3 separate regions of the Homo sapiens genome follow, and all the other regions are linked to region 3. The links are chromatin loops, found by intact Hi-C in ENCODE. Cell type or tissue: psoas muscle. All regions are shown on one strand. Each heading gives the region's core, and the rest is flanking DNA. Links, peaks and the distances in the headings are about the cores only.

What was found. A loop is a pair of places that touch in the nucleus more often than their neighbours do. Peaks named below come from ENCODE experiments on the same cell type or tissue, not always from the same donor. Only the 100,000 strongest peaks of a DNase experiment are listed, where the experiment ranks them.
Region 1: it touches region 3 in a loop (2.7-fold over the local background); 6 of 110 quality-filtered maps call a loop at or near these places.
Region 2: it touches region 3 in a loop (3-fold over the local background); 2 of 110 quality-filtered maps call a loop at or near these places.

Annotation. Positions count from the first base shown.
Region 1 is chr12:53,788,616-53,794,340 of GRCh38, forward strand. All of the region lies in intron 1 of LOC105378250 (a long non-coding RNA gene), which reads left to right. Among named protein-coding and RNA genes, the nearest start is that of CISTR, 39 kb to the left of the region's middle. In psoas muscle, for the core only: a CTCF peak has its summit at 3,280 (motif pointing right); a DNase peak (open chromatin) is centred at 3,326; H3K27me3 peaks cover 1,813 bases.
Region 2 is chr12:53,693,338-53,699,062 of GRCh38, forward strand. No RefSeq gene overlaps it. Among named protein-coding and RNA genes, the nearest start is that of ATP5MC2, 20 kb to the left of the region's middle. In psoas muscle, for the core only: no CTCF peak of the experiment used is centred there; a DNase peak (open chromatin) is centred at 2,340; H3K4me3 peaks cover 1,826 bases; H3K27me3 peaks cover 4,004 bases.
Region 3 is chr12:53,966,888-53,972,612 of GRCh38, forward strand. It overlaps HOTAIR (HOX transcript antisense RNA), which reads right to left. Exons shown (of 7, transcript NR_186241.1): 2 at 1,730-1,869; 3 at 382-507. Among named protein-coding and RNA genes, the nearest start is that of HOXC11, 3.4 kb to the right of the region's middle. RefSeq lists an enhancer at 1-398. In psoas muscle, for the core only: no CTCF peak of the experiment used is centred there; a DNase peak (open chromatin) is centred at 3,194; H3K4me3 peaks cover 348 bases; H3K27me3 peaks cover 3,847 bases.

The sequences.
Region 1 (5,725 bases), core at 410-5,409, 180 kb before region 3:
TATATTCTGCACAGAGTAGTGGCTCAGTAAGGGATAGATGATCATTGAAACTTAATGGTGTACTTAGAGGTAATCAAAAACAGTAGATAATCCAAACAGTGAATAATAAAGAAACAATTTCTATTTGCTTTTTGGAATATAGAAGAGACACACTTAGTGACACATGCAAGCTTATATTCAGACATTCTCTCATTCACCTTCACTGTGTCCCACCCTGCAGTCAGTAGCTTGGAAAGGGTGAGGGGCTAGGTATAAAATAACTCATTGAAAGTCATGTGTGTATACATGCTTTGTGGACACATGTTTGCATTGGGCTGGAAATAGGCATTAAAGAGTAAGGTATGCTTATCTCCGTAGGTCCATCAACATATTTGTTAGACTTTTTGTGTATGTTGTGTATGTGTGTGTACAAATCCTGAATGAGTTAAACCAGCTATAGGGAACTGGCTGCCTTCCACCCCTGATCTTGGCTGATGTGTTTGTACCAAACCCTGATATTTATTTTTCATCACCTCTCAAGGGAACTTCAATGAGTTTTCTTTCTGGGAAGTTTATGGCTAAGATGCTGGGCTGCTTTGGGGCCCTTATAAATCTGCTATAATCAGAGGAGGTTTGCAGAGAAAGAGAAACAGCAGCCACAAGGCAATCCTCTCCTGTCCTTTACTTTCTAGCCTAACACACAGTCGCCCTTGTATGAGTACCACCCACATCTACCATCACTCTCCTAGAACCCCTTGATAGAAGGTGCTCAGATAATTCGTTTTATTTATTTCTTTGCTTCTAAGTGGGCCTCTATACTTTGTCAGAAAGAGGAGAATTAAAAAATGTACAAATACATCTACAGTTGAGATTATGAGAAACTGGTTATTTAAACAGTGGTTCTGTTTTATTAAAAAAAAACAAAAAGAATGAGAACAAACTTTTGCAGAAGCAAGGATGGTAAGAGGAGTTGAAAGCCCCTGCATGCTTTTGTAGAAAACTTTAAGAAAAGATTGTCTGTGATGCTCCTGGAAGCAAAAAGCTGGATGATCTGAACATTATTAGGAGGCAAACACAACACAGGAATTCCCTTCCTCCATCTTTCAATGCTGGTAGTTGGGAGATTTTTTTATGAGGGATTTTTATGACAAACTTTACTTTATATTTGACATTTAACAGCATCTCCTGTCCAGGGCATGAGGAAATATAGATATTTATTGACATATGGTGTCAGAAGATCGAGGAAAATTGACTCTGGAGAAGGAAGGGGGAGGGGTTTCTCCCTTTCCCTAGGTATGCAAATTACCCAGCTTAATTTGTGTAGCATATGCTTTTCTGTGCTTTGTGCTTTTCTCAGTAATGAGATTAAGAAATCATTTCATTGTTAATAAAGAACTCAGTGGGGGAAGAGGGAAGATGAGAGACATATAGAAGGAAGCACAATGGGCACCCTGTCCTGTTTGAACCTTATATGCATTCCTTAAATAACACTGGATACAATAGACGTGGGGACAAATGGAACCTGAACTGGGATCCAGGTCCTGGTTCTTGTCATCCTTTTTTAAAACCTCAAGCTTCTGCAGTTTTATCTTGAATTTCACTGTTCTTTGCATTTCTAATAATAAATAGCAGTTCCATATCAAATGATCCCCAAAATCAAGAATTCCTTCCCATTAGCTGTCTTTTCCCTGGAATTCCTTCCTCCCAATTTCTGACTGCTGAAATCCTACACAATCATCATGGCTTAGCTTAGATGTTACCCCCTGTCCGAGCCTTCCTGGATAGCCCTACCTGGAAGCAATTTCTTTACTTTCAACTCCTATCCTCCTTTGACTGATTGTCAGCTATAGTTGTGCGTCTTCTGTTTCTCCCTTACTCAACTATAAGCTTTTGGAGCAGAGGGACTGTGTCCTGAATATTTTATATTCTCTACACAATGTTTAACATAGAGCAAACAATTGTTAAATAAATTTAATGAAGCGGCCGGGCGCGGTGGCTCACACCTGTAATCCCAGCACTTTGGGAGGCCGAGGTGGGCAGATCATGAGGTCAGGAGATCGAGACCATCCTGGCTAACACAGTGAAACCCCGACTCTACTAAAAAAAAAAAAATACAAAAAAATTAGTCGGGCATGGTGGTGGGCGCCTGTAGTCCCAGCTTCTCGGGAGGCTGAGGCAGGAGAATGGCGTGAACCCGGGAGGCGGAGCTTGCAGTGAGCAGAGATCACGCCACTGCACTCCAGCCTGGGCAAGAGAGCGAGATTCCATCTCAAAAAACAAAAAACAACAACAAAAAAATAAATTTAATGAGTGGTATACAGTTGTAAGTAAGAGGCCATGGGTAGAGATGTGGAAGTAAGGGCATTATGGATATTTTAAAGACATTAGTGTTGGCAGGGCGTGACGGCTCACGCCTGTAATCCCAGCACTTTGGGAGGCCGAAGCAGGAGGATCATGAGGTCAGGAGATCGAGACCATCCTGGCCAACATGGTGAAAAATCCCGTCTCTAATAAAAATACAAAAATTAGCTGGGCGTGGTGACACGTGCCTGTAATCCCAGCTACTTGGGAGGCTGAGGCAGGAGAATCGCTTGAACCAGGGAGTCGGAGGTTGCAGTGAGCCGAGATTGCGCCACTCCTCTGCCTGGAGGCAGAGCGAGACTCTGTCTCAAAAATAAATAAGTAAATAAATAAAATAAGATATTATTGTTAATACATGATGATCTCACTCCAACTTGAACTCTAATATGTTGTCATAAAAAGGCTATTTACGTGAGTTTATAATAGCATAAAATGTATATGATGGTGTATTTTTTTAAGTGTATATTATTTTTATTTTTAAGTGTATGTTATTTAAGCAATGTAAAAAATTGTTCATAGAAAAATCTGGAAATAAACGTCAAAATGCTAAGAAAGAAGATACTATTGTTATTAAGATCTGGACATGATATATATCATATTATAGGGAAGTTTTTATCCCTCTGGTAGGTTTATTCCCTTATAACTTATTTATTCATCATCCATTCTTTTTTTCATTTAAATATAGAGCTTTTTCTAGTGCGGAACAGTCAATAAGCAAGAAAACAAGCAATTAAATGATTACAGATTATGATAAATACCTGAAGGACATAAACAGGTTCTTGCTATAGAGACTAACAGGGAATCTTCCTTCTTTAGATAAGAAGATTATGAAAGGCCTTTCTTGTCACTGTAATATATTTACCCTACTATAATTATGAGTTAATTCAATGTATAACCTGAATAACAGTAATAATAAAATCAATAATTGAATAAGAATGACAGCCTTCCCACCAGGGGGCGTTGTTCCAACTGAGCCTTAGGTTTGGCTCCTACCTTGGGCCACCCTTGCACCCTCCCTTCTGCCTTGGGAAGAGGCACAGTCAGGGCCCTCCCCTTGCCTCAGGATGGACCCTGCCCCCTCTTCTCTAGCCTAGGAGCCAGCAAGCAAAACAGGTGTTAAGAGCTTTGATCTTGCAGGAGACTTGGAGACAGATCAAGGTAGAGGCCTCTGAAATAATGACTGGGGATGTGAGAAGCTGGGGGAAGAGATGGAGACAGAGGCAGACAAAAGGAGACACAAATTGCTGTCACAGAGACTTCCTTTTAGCCTCCCATCTCAGTCTCAGTAGGTTCTGGGCTCTGTACTTCTTGGGGGAGCAGGTCAGGGCCTTTAGGGTTTTGAGGAGAGGAAGGATGTCCCCTGGGTGACTTTAGAGACCCTCTTGGTCATTCCCGGATCCTGATATAAGGCTAAAGGCAACCAAGGCTTTGAGAAGCATGCGGTCTGCCAATTCCCCAGCAGCCTCAGGTAGTCCTTTCATTGCCAGGGTCTTGCTTTGACCACGTTCCTGCCCCTCTCCTCCTGGTACAAGTTGGTGGCATGAGTTCATGTCTCTTGTAGAGTATTGATCACATGCCCCACCACTGCTTCCTGTTGGGATAACACACTTCGGTTGTTAGCTCAGGAATAATCATTCCCCTTCTCACAAAGGACTTGACCTCCTTGGTCATGCTGAGGAACACCTCAGACTGCTGAGAAGTTCTTACTTCAGTTAATGCAAGTTTCTCTAATTAAAGTTGTAGCCTTCACCTCTCTTCAGCCTTCTCCCACCCCGCTGAGACCAGCCTCTCTGCAAGCAACATCCTGAACAAGGATAGAGATTATACTTTTGCTTCAAGATAAACCGTACCTCTTTGCTCCACTCATGCACTTAGAGGACTCATATTGCTGGCTTTGAAGAGGTACTTAGAAGAGAAAGAACTGCAATTCCTACTAGCTGCTAAGGTTGTGCATAAGACAGACTTCTGATCATCAGAGATGGACACGGACTTTAGAATAGTGGTACCTCCATAGCCTTTGAAGTCAAACAGCTAAATTCTTGTCTTAGCTGGATCACTTACATCACCTAAAGTATGAGGCATGGAAGAGCAGTTGCACAGCTTCTTCCATCTGCACTTGGGCCAGAACCTGAGATTATACACTGAAGTTGGCTTTAGGTCTGGTCAGGAACTTTATGCTGTGGGTGCAAGGTAAATGAGGTGGAAGAGAAAGTAACATTGCTTGAAAGAGGAAAGGAAGAGTGAAACAAGAACATATATGGAGGGAGTGGAATAGTTAAGCTGACTCCTGAACCCACGGATCCCAGATTTAGATAGGGCACAGAGTTAATAATCTCTTAGATTATTATTATCTTACTATCTTAGTTCTTGGCTGGAAGTCCTTTGGAGTCTATCCCTCAGTGGGTGGCCCTGTTATTTGTTCCCTTTTTAAGCAGATGGAACAGGGCTCAGTGCAGGCCAGTGTGGATTCTGGTGCCAGGGTGACATTAGTGCAGGCAAATATGACAGATTTTCCCGAGGAACTATGTTCAAAAACAGTAGGAGAGGAGGAAAGGATGGGAGCTGGAGGAAGAAAGAGGGTTAGATTATCCTCTCTGGGTTCCTTGAATGAGGGGATGAGATAGAAGATGAGACTTTAGTCAAAATCATGGTCTCTATCAACTACTTTGCTCTCATGCTTTATCCTTTTTCAACTACTTTCCAAAAAACCACATTGCTAATAATTTCCCTGATCCTTTACTCCACATCATGTGAGTTTATCTTGTCAAGTTACCCCTGAGCAGACACTCCTATGGCCCACGTCAGTCAGGGGAACATCTTGAAGTCCCAAGTCTCTTCCACAGCAGGCTCTGCAACACCAAGGCAGCATCTGTATTGGGAATTTCTCTCTTAGACCTAAACTCATTTCCCTTTCCTGTGAACAGCTGTCTGCCTATCTCCCCATTAGTCTCTCCTCTTCTTTTTTCCCCCTTCTCACCAGGCCTATTTCTTTCTATAACCACGGAGCAGAGTCAGGGAGACTGTTCTGTACGTTTCATTCACTCTACTCCATTCTTCCCCTGCAACCCCGCTCACCCCTGTCTCCAATCCTCTTAACTCCTTCCATCCACCACCTGGCCAGTCCTTCTTGCTTGCTTGCTTTCTCATTTCCATTCCCTTTCTTCCCTCCCAATTTTCTTCATCTATGATTCTAAGCTTGAGGAGGTGGGAAGATAAGTTATAGGGGCAGTGTGCATGAGGGAGTGGGCTTCGGGCACAGCAGAAGTCACTGTGGTTAGGCATCAGGAAGGACTAGCAGGAAGAACCTGCTAGACATTGACATGGGTGGCCTAAGGGGCAGTTACCTCCTGACTCATCTTTCCTAATAGATGGGGCAGGGGTGAAG
Region 2 (5,725 bases), core at 410-5,409, 270 kb before region 3:
TGTGAGCCACCATGCCTGGCCAGAATGATAATTATCTGAACAAGTGAGCATGTCTGGCTGGCTTCAGTCAGTGTTTTAAACTTGTGCTTAGGCCAGGCATGGTGGCTCATGCCTGTAGTCCCAGCACTTGGGGAGGCCGAGACAGGTGGATCACTTGAAGTCAGGAGTTCGAGACAAGCCTGGCCAAAATGGCGAAACCCCGTCTCTACTAAAAATACAAAAATTAGCCAGGTGTGGCGGCAGGCGCCTGTAATCCCAGCTACTCGGGAGGTGGAAGCAGGAGAATCACTTGAACTCGGGAGGTGGAGATTGCAGTGAGCCGAGATTGCAGGACTGCGGGACTGCACTCCAGCCTGGGTGACAGAGCGAGACTCCATTTCAAAAAAATGAAATTTAAAAATAAAATTGTTGTGCTTAAATAAAAATTGGTTTGCTATACTCCTCATGTTGTTATTTGACTCAGCTCTCCCTCTTTAGTTTCCCTTGCCTGTGTGTCTAGGGTAGCTGTGTATTTTGTTCTCACCATATATATAAGGAAAATACAAATATATTACATACACATGCACACTGATCCCAAACCGCTGGTCCCCAGGCCCTCAGCTGCAGCCTGACATAGAAGTAGATGCTTCAGAATTTCCGCCTAGGGCAGACTGGCTGCAGCCTCCACTGAGGTGCCTGCTGGTGTCCTTCTGTAGGGCTTCTTTACCACCAGGCAGCCTGGCAGGACGTCATTTTTTTCTCTGCCCTCATCACCTTCCCTGGCTTCCAATTTCATCTTGTCATTTTTCAGAATCATTTACATGGTTCTCCTGTAGGCTTTTTTTTTTTTTTTTTAACTTTCTCCATTCCTGCATAAAATTCTATAGAGACCAGGGAGGGAAACCCACCATCTCTCTCTCTCTCCCCACTAACCCCTTTCTGTCTGTCACACACACACACACAGTGGCAGGCAGACTTCATCTCTCCCCTAACCTTGCCATGCTCCCAAATAGCAAATCAAGATCACTTCCCTTTTAGGAGATGGGTCCATCCTTTTGGTGGATTCACCCGAGGTTGCTGAAGGGCCGAAATTCTGAAGCATCTACTTCTATGTCAGGCTGCAGCTGAGGGGACCAAATGTTTGGGGTCAGTGTGTGTGTGTATGTCATGTTTTTGTAAAGGTATTTTCCTTAAGCAGAAGGTAGCTTTGACTGTAGGTTAGAATTCTAAGTGTGAGTGGGAGGGGAAGTTGGGGGGTGAGGAAAAAAAGTCCTGTTCTGACCTTTGCGGATGGGGATTCCAAGAGAAGTCTTGGTCCTTGCCTTTCTGGGAACCCTCAGTCTATGTGGGGAAAACTCCAGGTCAGATGGGGTGAACCAGAGGGAACAATGCACTTCTTCACAAACCAACATATAAACACTTGCGAATGAAATCACGCAGAGACATTCATCAGCTTCAAAAGGAGAGCGGAACTGGGAAAGGAGTCGGCAGAATTGAGAGAGGAGAATTTGGGAAAGCTTCTCCATGAGAGCGGTGCCTGGAGAGGTGGGTTGGGAACCGTCGCTGAGAATAAGGCACAGGTCAGCCACCTTTCCCAGCATCTCCTCCTCGCAAACCCCAAGCCAAGGCAAGCTGGATGAAGCGCTCCCTGGGCAGGCCCGGCTCTCCGTGTCCCTCCATCACCTGACCCCGCTGGCTCTCGCAGACCCCTTCCTCCACACTCACTCCTCCCGGCTCTCCTTCTATAATCTCCTGACATCTCTTCAAATCCAATTATTGAATTAATTGACGTACGAACCCAGAGGCAAACAGAAAGGGGCGGCAAACACTGGGCGGCTCAGATTTATCCTTCGGCCTCCGCAGGGCCCGGCCGGACGAGATTTACTGGGCCTCGAACACGGCGACAGTTCAAACCTTTGATTAATCATGTTTTTCTGCCTACCCCATAATTTAGTTGCTCTTTTTCCCTCCCTGCCTTTTTTTTTTTTTTTATCAGCGGAAACAGAGACGGAGTCCTCATCAGCTTCAATTACAAATATTAAGGTCCCGGACAGCACTTTGACAGAGAGGCGGCCAGCCCCCCACTTCGTACCACCCCCCTAAATCATCTCCGAATTAACATCACATCGGCGGCTGGCGCGTGTTCAGATTTAAATGGTGGCATATTGTTCGCGGACGGTCTAGCTCAGAACCGCGAGCTCGCAGCTCCCGCGGCGGGCCCCGCCTCTGCCCACACCGGCCCCTGCGGCCTCCCGGGAGGCTGTGACTCAGGAGTCGCGGGAGGCTCCGACTCAGGAGTCGCGGGAGGCTCCGGGCCCTGTCTCCAGCAGGGGGCTGCAGGCGAGGGCGCGCTGGGGCGGGGGCGGGCGGGCTGCACAGAGGGGTCGGATGTGGGGCGAGTTGGGCAGAGGAAGAGGAACCGCAGATGCCGGGTGGCGGGAGAGGGGCTGGGGCTGCAGGGAGACAGGTGGGTTTGGTCGGGGTTGGGGGTTAGGAGGGGAGGACATGCTCTCTGCAAATTAGGTGCAAACGAAGGCTCAGAATGAGCGAGTTTGGGAACGCCACTACACAGACCTTTGGGTCTGGGATTTTGACCCCTCGCTGGATCTGGAGGGCACCCTTGGGTGGAGAGGCCAGGAGGTAGGGAAATCTCTTGCTCCTTGAGTCATGCGATATGAATGAAGGACGGGTGTGGAGCAAGATTTCTCTATTTCCTGAGCATGTTAGAGAAAATTGGTCTTAAACTACAGCCAGAAGGCTTGAAGATAGTCTTCTGGAAGACCTGGGGTGAGGTTGAAATACCCACCCTCCCCGCCCCCGGGGGGCTTTCGGACTAGAAGTCCCTCGAAATAGCCAGACTTCTTGGAAGGCTTTTGGGGGAACACATATAACTATTGGGCTCTGTCCCACTCAAGAGAAGGAGAAAAGGGAGAGTCATTCCTCTGACCCCATCAATCCTTTGAGAATGAAGGAGCTCAGGAAGAAACATGTCAATCCAGGACTCTAGGTTTCCAGATATTTTTCTATTCATCTGTCTCTTCCCTCTTGTCCGCATCAATCTCCAGGACCCGATTTCTGCCTAGCAACATCACAACCAATCAAGATGCAATTAAACCTGTCAGTTCGGCTCATCCTTAACTGGGATTGGCTACTCGCAGTATGCTTATCCCAAGTTTTCATTGGCTGACGGCCACCTGTATGGAAATAAGAATTACCCGGGACTCTCAGGCCCTTCTCAGCCGTACCGACCTGTGGCTTAGTGCGCTGAAACCTGCAAGGTCGGAGCCGAAACTCCTGGGCTTGCTTGTTGTCCTGCCTTCTCTTCCTCAAAGGAGATCTCTTGAATATTGCCTTTTCCCTCTGCGCCCTGCCTAAGGCCTAGTCTGAAAGAAGTCCGACCAAATAACCTGAAATAATGCGGATTTGCATGCTTTCTGTATCTTCTTTGCATTCTCTAGGTTCAAGGTCAAGATTTTGCCCCTTCCCTCCAATGCCGCCAGTGTTCTAGCCCCTTTCTTCCACGTCCACCTAAGGGGCAGCTTCTCTCCGTGTGAAGTTCCTCCGTCCCGCCCCGGGTTTGCCAAAACCCTCCCTTCTGGCTCAGCTTCCTCAATTCCCTACCGACCCTCCTCCATTTCAAGATCCAGGCATCTCGCAAAACAATCCAGTTTAGGAGGGAGTTAGAGGGGGAGAGGACCCCCCCCCCAAAAAAACCCTCCATCCTCTCTCCCCATCCATTTTCTCCGAGGGAGCCGAGTTTGACAGCGAATTCATTCCGAGCGGGGAGGGTGATTTATTCTTCAAATATACCGACAAGTGCGGGCATGATGGAGCCCATTAAAATGTTGGGAGATTGTTTTTATGATTGAAGTCTGTATTACTCCAACCATAAAGAAAGAGAGCAAGGAGTCATTAGCATTTTCATGATGGTGTATTTCTGCTTGTCTCCGCGCCATCACTCATCTTTACTGCCCGTCCCTTTGCTCTCGCGCTGCTACAACGAGGAGAGACTGCAGCCTGAGTCGGGGCTGGGGATGGGGGGAGATGGGGGCCAGAGATCCGCGCCCCCCACGCCGCTGTGCCCTTCACGCCAAATCCTCACCCTCCCTGAGACGCAGATCGGGGGTGAGAGGCTGGAAACAGACGTAGGGCCTCAGCTTCCTTCTGCGGCTCCTCCTGCCCTTGAAGTGTGGGAGCAGGGGGTCCTGCCCAAATGGTGCTTGGAGATCTGAGCACAGTGGGGTGGTGGGGGGTTACACCCCTTCCTTTCTCTGGCTCTTCACTTGCTGACCTACACTGAGAGCTCTTCAGGGTTATCCACATAGGAGTAAATTCAAGAATTCCTGGCTGAGTGCCTTGGGCTGGAGACATCAGTGTAGGAGAGGGCAAGAGGGAGGAGACCCCAAATCCTTGGGTTTGGAAAACTGGGTTGGCAGGAAGTTGGGAGCCCGGACATTTGGTTTCTGTCTCTGCGATCCCCTAAAGGGCCCTTTGACCTTGCTCCGGGATAAGTTCAAGCCTCCAGTCTCCACCCTGATTCCCCAGCTCCTGCTCCCTCCTAATTCCCTAAATCCTGGACTCTTTCTACACAGTCATTTACAACCAGACCCTCCAGTACTCCAAGGAGCTAATTTACACCCTCCATGCAAATAATGGAGATCAAAATAGTTACTGCCAAGGAATGAGCTTAGAGACAGTTGGCTATGTGTAAAACACTGCCTCCAGATGCCCGAGGATGGTTGGAGTCCCCTGTCCTCATCTCTGTTGTCTTCTTCTTGTTCTTCTTCTTGTTCTTCTTGTTCTTCTTGTTCTTGTTCTTGTTCTTGTTCTTCTTCCTTCTTCTTCTTCTTCTTCTTCTTCTTCTTCTTCTTCTTCTTCTTCTTCTTCTTCTTCTTCTTCTTCTTCTCCTTCTTCTTCTTCCTCCTCCTCCTCCTCATCTTCTTCTTCTTCTCCTTCTTCTTCTTCCTCTTCTCCTCCTCCTCCTTCTTTTTTTTTGAGATGGAGTCTCGCTCTGTCGCCCAGTCTGGAGTGCAGTGGCGCAATCTCGGCTCACTGCAACCTCCGTCTCCCAGGTTCAAGCGATTCTCCTGCCTCAGCCCCTGGAGTAGCTGGGATTACAGATGCATGCCGCCATGCCCGACTAATGTGTGTGTGTGTGTGTGTGTGTGTGTGTGTGTGTGTGTATTTTTAGTAGAGATGGGGTTTCACCATGTGTGTATTTTTAGTAGAGACGGAGTTTCACCATGTTGACCAGGCTGGTCTGGAACTCCCGACCTCAAGTGATCCACCCACCTTGACCTCCCACAGTGCTGGGATTACAGGCATGAGCCACCGCACCTGGCCTCATCTCTGTCTTCTGATAAGACACTAACATATAGAAACATTCATTCCAGGTTGGGCACAGCCTGCCTGCATATCTTATTGCCCCCTATTTGAGTGGGGGTTGGTTGGCATATAGGCTAGGTTAAAGGGTGATGGGGAAGAGGAGGCAGAAGTAAAGGTGGTGAAGTGGAAGTGGTAGCTAGGAAGACATTAAGAGTGATAATAAAAATTAGTGGACCCCCTTCCTGTTGGTCTACTGCTTTCCCATTTTATTTTATTTTATTTTATTTTATTTTATTTTATTTTATTTTATTTTATTTTATTTTATTTTATTTTATTTGAGATAGAGTCTCACTCTGTTGCCCAGGCTGGATCAGGGCTCACTGCAGCCTTGACCTCCTGGGCTTAAGCAATCCTCCTGCCT
Region 3 (5,725 bases), core at 515-5,514:
GCAGGCTCAGCTCGAAGGCTCAGGGAGGAAGGATCCCGAACTGAGATCCTTGATCCTTTTCCTCCAGGGTAGCACTGGGGATGAACAGAGAGAAAGAAGGAGAGGAAAATAATTGGTGTGGGGATATCTGCGGAGGACTTACCTTTTTCCTGGACCTCACAGCTCGTTTTCGCCTCCTCTGGGCTCATGGAGACATTTTAAGGCCTAATCATTGCTTTTTAAATTGAAATTCTAATGGCAAGGGAAGGGAAGGATGCACAGAAAACAATGATGGGGAATTCTGGTTCAATCTGATGCTCCAAAAGCCTCTAATTGTTGTCACCTCCACCCTCCTCAACTGGAAAAATGGCCTCTGGGATCTGCCCCCACCTCCCACTTTACCTTTCTGATTGAGAGCACCTCCGGGATATTAGGGACCTGAGGGTCTAAGTCCCGGGTGGGAGCCGCCAGGAGCAGGGGTGTTGGTCTGTGGAACTCCCAGGCCTCAGTGCCTGGTGCTCTCTTACCCTGTGTTTTCATCATAAAAAACAAAGGAAGAGGATTTGATTATTTCTGGTGATGTTAAATGATCCTGGCTTTCAAAGCAGCTCTGACCCCAAGATCTAAGGTGATAAGTGTCTCTGCCATAGACGTTTAATCTGGGCAAAGTGCCACTTATGTTACAAAATGCCTGGGCTCAACGGGCTGGAGGGGTAGCCGGGAAGCCCCAGGGAGGGAACAGCAGGCTCTCTTTGGCAGTATCTAGAGTTCGGTGGATAGTATTTTAAACAGTTGAAATGGACTGGGGAGGCCCTTTCTTATGTCCCCTCAGTCTGGGAAGGGGAGCTCCAGTTAGTGAGGTGGTTTATGAGCTGGACGCTTCCCCCTAGTGTGGGAAAGATAGAGATAGCCAGACCTCACCCTACAAAAATGTGCTTCATGTCTGTGACATAAAATTGGCAGGCACTTTGGAGATTTAGGGACTTGCAGAGAGTGGGGCAGGGCCAGACAACCTGGTGAAAGCAGAGGCTGAGGTGTGATTCAGGGTGGGTGGGGGTATCTGAGGGAGTAAGCCTGGGAAGGTATCACCCAAAACCATTTCCTGAGAGAAGCCAAATACACACAATGCACTCCAATATTGAAAAACACCAGATGATCTGCTTGGAAGGGATATAAACAGGCCAGGCGGATGCAAGTTAATAAAACCTGAAAAAGCCCAGGCAGGAACACTTAAAATGCCCCAGAAACAAAGCATACCATGACAAATTCTCACCCAACACACAAGTACACGCACCGGAATGTTCCCCAACACAGAGAAAAAGAGACTTCCCTACCTTGGGCCTCCACTCGTGAACACTCAGGCGTACCTGCCCAGCTCCAAGAGTGTACACAAATGTGTGCACTCTCATAAAATGACCCAAAGAAACCCCTGGGGCCTGCGGGCAGGCACCGGCTGCACAAACACCCCACAGAGCCAGCCCCATGTCTCCTGAGCCTCGCTAATGCACGATCCATACCCGGAGATAAAAGTCTAGACAATAGATGGCTGTTTATGACAACGAGGCTCTCCAAGTTTGGGGCCAGGCGATAAATCTCTGGCGAATCTTCCTGTAACTCAACTTCTGACTGTAGTGAGGAGAAAACCACTGAGCCCGCCGAAAGGAAAGCAGCAAAATGGGGGAGACTTGTAAATCCTGAGCAGAAGGCACTTTCCTTGCTGGGGCAAGGAGGCATAGGCCACAACACTCACCCCACGGAGCAGTCCTCACTGTGGAAGCTTTCGGATCAAGCTCCAGAGCACAGGCGAGTCAGAGTTCCCCACTGCCTGCCTAGGCTTCCAGGTTCCGGAAATCAGGGCAGAATGTGCAGGCAGAAGGCAGGGCCTGGAGGCTGGAACAGATCCCAAACAAATGATTCTTGCTGGGGGCAAAAGATTTTTTTTTGTTTTTGTTTTTGGTGACTGGAATCTTTTTGCTTTGTGTCACCTGAAGTTTTTCACCCCATGCCTTCCCACCCCTCTCTTTTCTTTTTCCTTTTGGATTGATTAGCTGTTTGTTCCCTTTTGCATTTTCGACCCAGGCATCTGATCGCTAATAAAGAGTTGCTGAAGTTGATCTCATAAAAATGCCGCGAGCTCACTTTGATCAGGAGGACTAGGTCCGAGCCTTAATGTAGGAGCTAAAGCCAGAGAATCAGGGCTCCGGCCAACCCGCCTCTGCTCTGTGGTGAGGCGGGAGATCTGGGTGGCCCAACAGGGCAATCCCACCCAGAAAAGGTATTTTCTGTGCCACTACAACTGGCTTAGGAAACTGAAGCCCAATAGCAGCGGCTCCATTTCCAGCCTGCTTTTAAGACATTTCCTTCATTTTGGAGCATTTGGTGAGGGGGCCAGTGAAACCGGCTCGTAAAATAGGGCTTTTATGGGAAGAAATAGGGTCGGGTTGCTAGCATCCTGGGACAATCTCTCCACAGAGGAAGCTGGGTGGGGCCTGTGGGGGCAAAGGAGCTGTCCTTCTCCCTCCCCACTACCTCCTCCATAGGTCCCAGGAACCTCTGAGCAGCGTCCACCAGCTTAGGTGGCCTGACTTGGGGACTCAGGCTTGGGGCAATGGCCAAGTCTGAGAAGAGGTGGAAGCCAGGAACTAGCAGTCCCACCCGCTTCTTGTTCCCTGGCTGGGGCTGGGGTGTCCCGGGTGCAAGATAAACCACTGACCTGAAAATCCCAAAGCATACTAAAGGGATTATTGCAGGCAGTGATATTACTGTAAGGGAGAGAAATATAGGCAAGAAGGTGAAAGCCAATTTCTAATGAAGTCTCCTTGCTGGCCCAGCCTGTGAACAAACGAGAGCGTCCATGTGTGGGACTCTCTCCGCTTATCTTTTTATTGACTCCACACAGGCTGAATTTACAATCCAAGCCCACTGGAGCATATGTGGGCCCCATTTCTTCTTTCAGCATTTTCCTCCCCAGTTCATGGTCTGTGGGATGGGCTCCTTTCCCTACCACGATCTGCTCTCTAGAACCCAGAGCAGTGGAGGAGGTAGACAAGCTAACAGGAGGCCCCAACGCTGTGTGCGGGAGTTTGCTCTGGGAGCCGCCCAGGGTAGAATTTAGGAGACACTGTCCCCTTCTTAAGCTGCCCCTGTTGTCCGTGTGTTGGAGGGAAGGGTGCTGGAGTCTGCCTTAACTTTGGTCCAGCTACCTGGACAGCTGCCCAGACCGCAGCCGCCTGCTAGCAGCCAGGCTGGCTGATGGCGCTGACTGAGGACACCAAGAGCCAGTGGGGAGGGCCGGATGGCCCTGCTGCAGAGAATTTCAGGTGAAGGCCAGGACTCAAAGCAGATGGAGGGGTCACAGGCACCCACCAGATAAGATACAAATAAGCCACCTGGAGCGGGCTTGACAAGGAAGGGATTGGGGGCCAGGGATGGCTCCTGTACAGGGAGGTATTGATGCTGTGGCCAGAATCCACAGGCTGAGAGGGTGCAGCCTAGGGCAAACATCTCAGCTGAAGCGTCCAGGTAGCCTGGACCCAGGGCTGGGCAGGGAGGCTACTCCAGACCATGGGCATTTTTGCCAGTAAATGTCTAGCTGACCTCAGTGGCCAGGGCCTTCTTTCCTTGACCGTAGCAGCAACTGACAGTTGCTAGAGGTTTTTTGATTTGTTGAAAAACTAAGCCATATCAACACTAGAGAACATTTTAAACTTTATGCCTTACTTTTAAGGGGAGGAATATTACTTTCCAGAAGTCTCTGTTGGGAGACCCCAGCGTTTCCTAGACATCAACTCTTTGACATTCTTTCTTGCATTTCTTTTTTGTTTCAAGGAAATAGGGCCGCCAGCAGCTCCTTGTTGCCGCCTGGCTCACTTTTATGGTGGCCCAGGAATAAACTTTGGTGGTCAAATTCAAGTGCTCAGTCCAGCAGCTGTCTCCTCACAGGATACAGCCCCTACCCCCATCTCAGTCCTGGCTTTGCTGAATCTGCCTTGGGGGATTGGGCCCCACATCACCCTGGAGGGCCAGGAGGGGGAAGGAAGCAGAGCCTTGGGTGGAAGTGGAGAAAGCGGGATCTGAGACTCGAGCCCTCATCCACACCTCTGCAAGGATAGGGGTACCTCTCGCTTCCCTCTTGCTGGTTCCTATCACTGTTTGGGCAGCATTTTGCCTTCAATAAACTCGAGTTTAATGAGGTCAGTGTGAACCCCATTAAAAGCCATAGTCCATAGTTCCCCACCACTATAATTAAAAATGCTGGCCCCATCTCACTCTATAAAAAGGGCTAGAGGAAAAAGGAAACACAGCAGATTTTTCTTTTCATGGCCCCTTACCAACAGAAGTCTCACACTTCAGCAAAGCCCCAATCTAGTTCTTCTTTGCTTCAGTTTAAGATCTGACCAGAACTAAAGGAGTAGCGCCCAGCATTGAGTGCGTAGAGGGGCACCTGAGACCTATCCCTGAGTATTCCAGAACCACCCTGAGAATGGGACCCATGGTGGAGGCAGACTCCACTCAGGTGTCACTTAAATGCTGAGCAAGTTTGAGGAGGCAGGAGCATTGAGGAGGAATGGATTTTAGGGGTTACATATGGAGACAAGCTACAATTTTTTGTGTCCTCCTTATCTGGTTTGGGAGCCGCAGCACCTTATCATGTTTCATCAAGACAAATCCATTCTAATTTCTTTAAGTGGAAACTAATTTTAACTGAGGGTTATGGATGTAAAGAGAGTTCGGGCTATTTTTTGTTTTCCCCTGAGTGTGCATTGGGCTGAGCCCTTGGGGGCTTCGGTTCTTCCCCTCCTTCCCAAACAAATTGTGCCCTGGCAGCTCCTCTTTGGATCCAAGGTTGCTTTCAGCTCATGCTGGTTGCTTTTGGCCCCTTGGACCCAGTCCAGAACCTTTCAATAAAGTGATTTTCAGATGCCCACATGTGTCCTGTGGTGCTCAGAGGGATGGAAGGCAAGGGGTTGGGGATGCAGAATGACTGAGCCTACTTCTTGGGCTACAGCTATCCAGGAGGCTGACAGACTTGTAGGAGGGCAGGACAGGGCTGAGAAATAGGAAGGAGGCACTAAGATCTGGTCACAGCCCCAGGGACAGAGGCTGGGGGCTTTGACTAGGGAGTGGCCGCTGGGCCTCCCCTGATGCCACAGCATCCACCGCTCCTTTCCACTGTCTGGTTAGTCTCTTCTGGAGACCCATACCTGGCCCCACCACCCACCTTACAGTCCTCAAAATCATCCAAGGATAAGAACCCCAAACCTAGTCCCCCCCACCATATTCTTCCTGGACCCCTACACTAGGCTTCTTTTCAGCGCACTAGCTGAGGCTGAGCCACTAAGCCAAAGGGCCCTGACATAGAAGATACATGGCTCTCATTCCAATCCTTTTCTTTGGGGTTTGGGATTTGAAAATCCACAGTGGATGTAGCTTTCTTCACATTGATTGACAATAAAGGCAGGCATGAAATATTCACCCAGGGCCACTCTCTCATACTAAATATTTAACACAACATTAGAGAAGGTTTTTCCCAGACTTCGCCAGGCACCGGCTGGGCGGCTGGCGCACTGCTCACCACTCGTTTATGACTAATCTGACTCCCTAGCCAGGGGCAGCACAGCAAGCCAGACAAAGTTGGGACACTGGCTTGCAGCTGGGCTGCCTCACCTTTGGGAAACTTCAGATACTCTTCCGGGAGTCTCTCTAAGGACTCCAGAAAGGTAGTCTTGACACCCAGCTCTGGCCA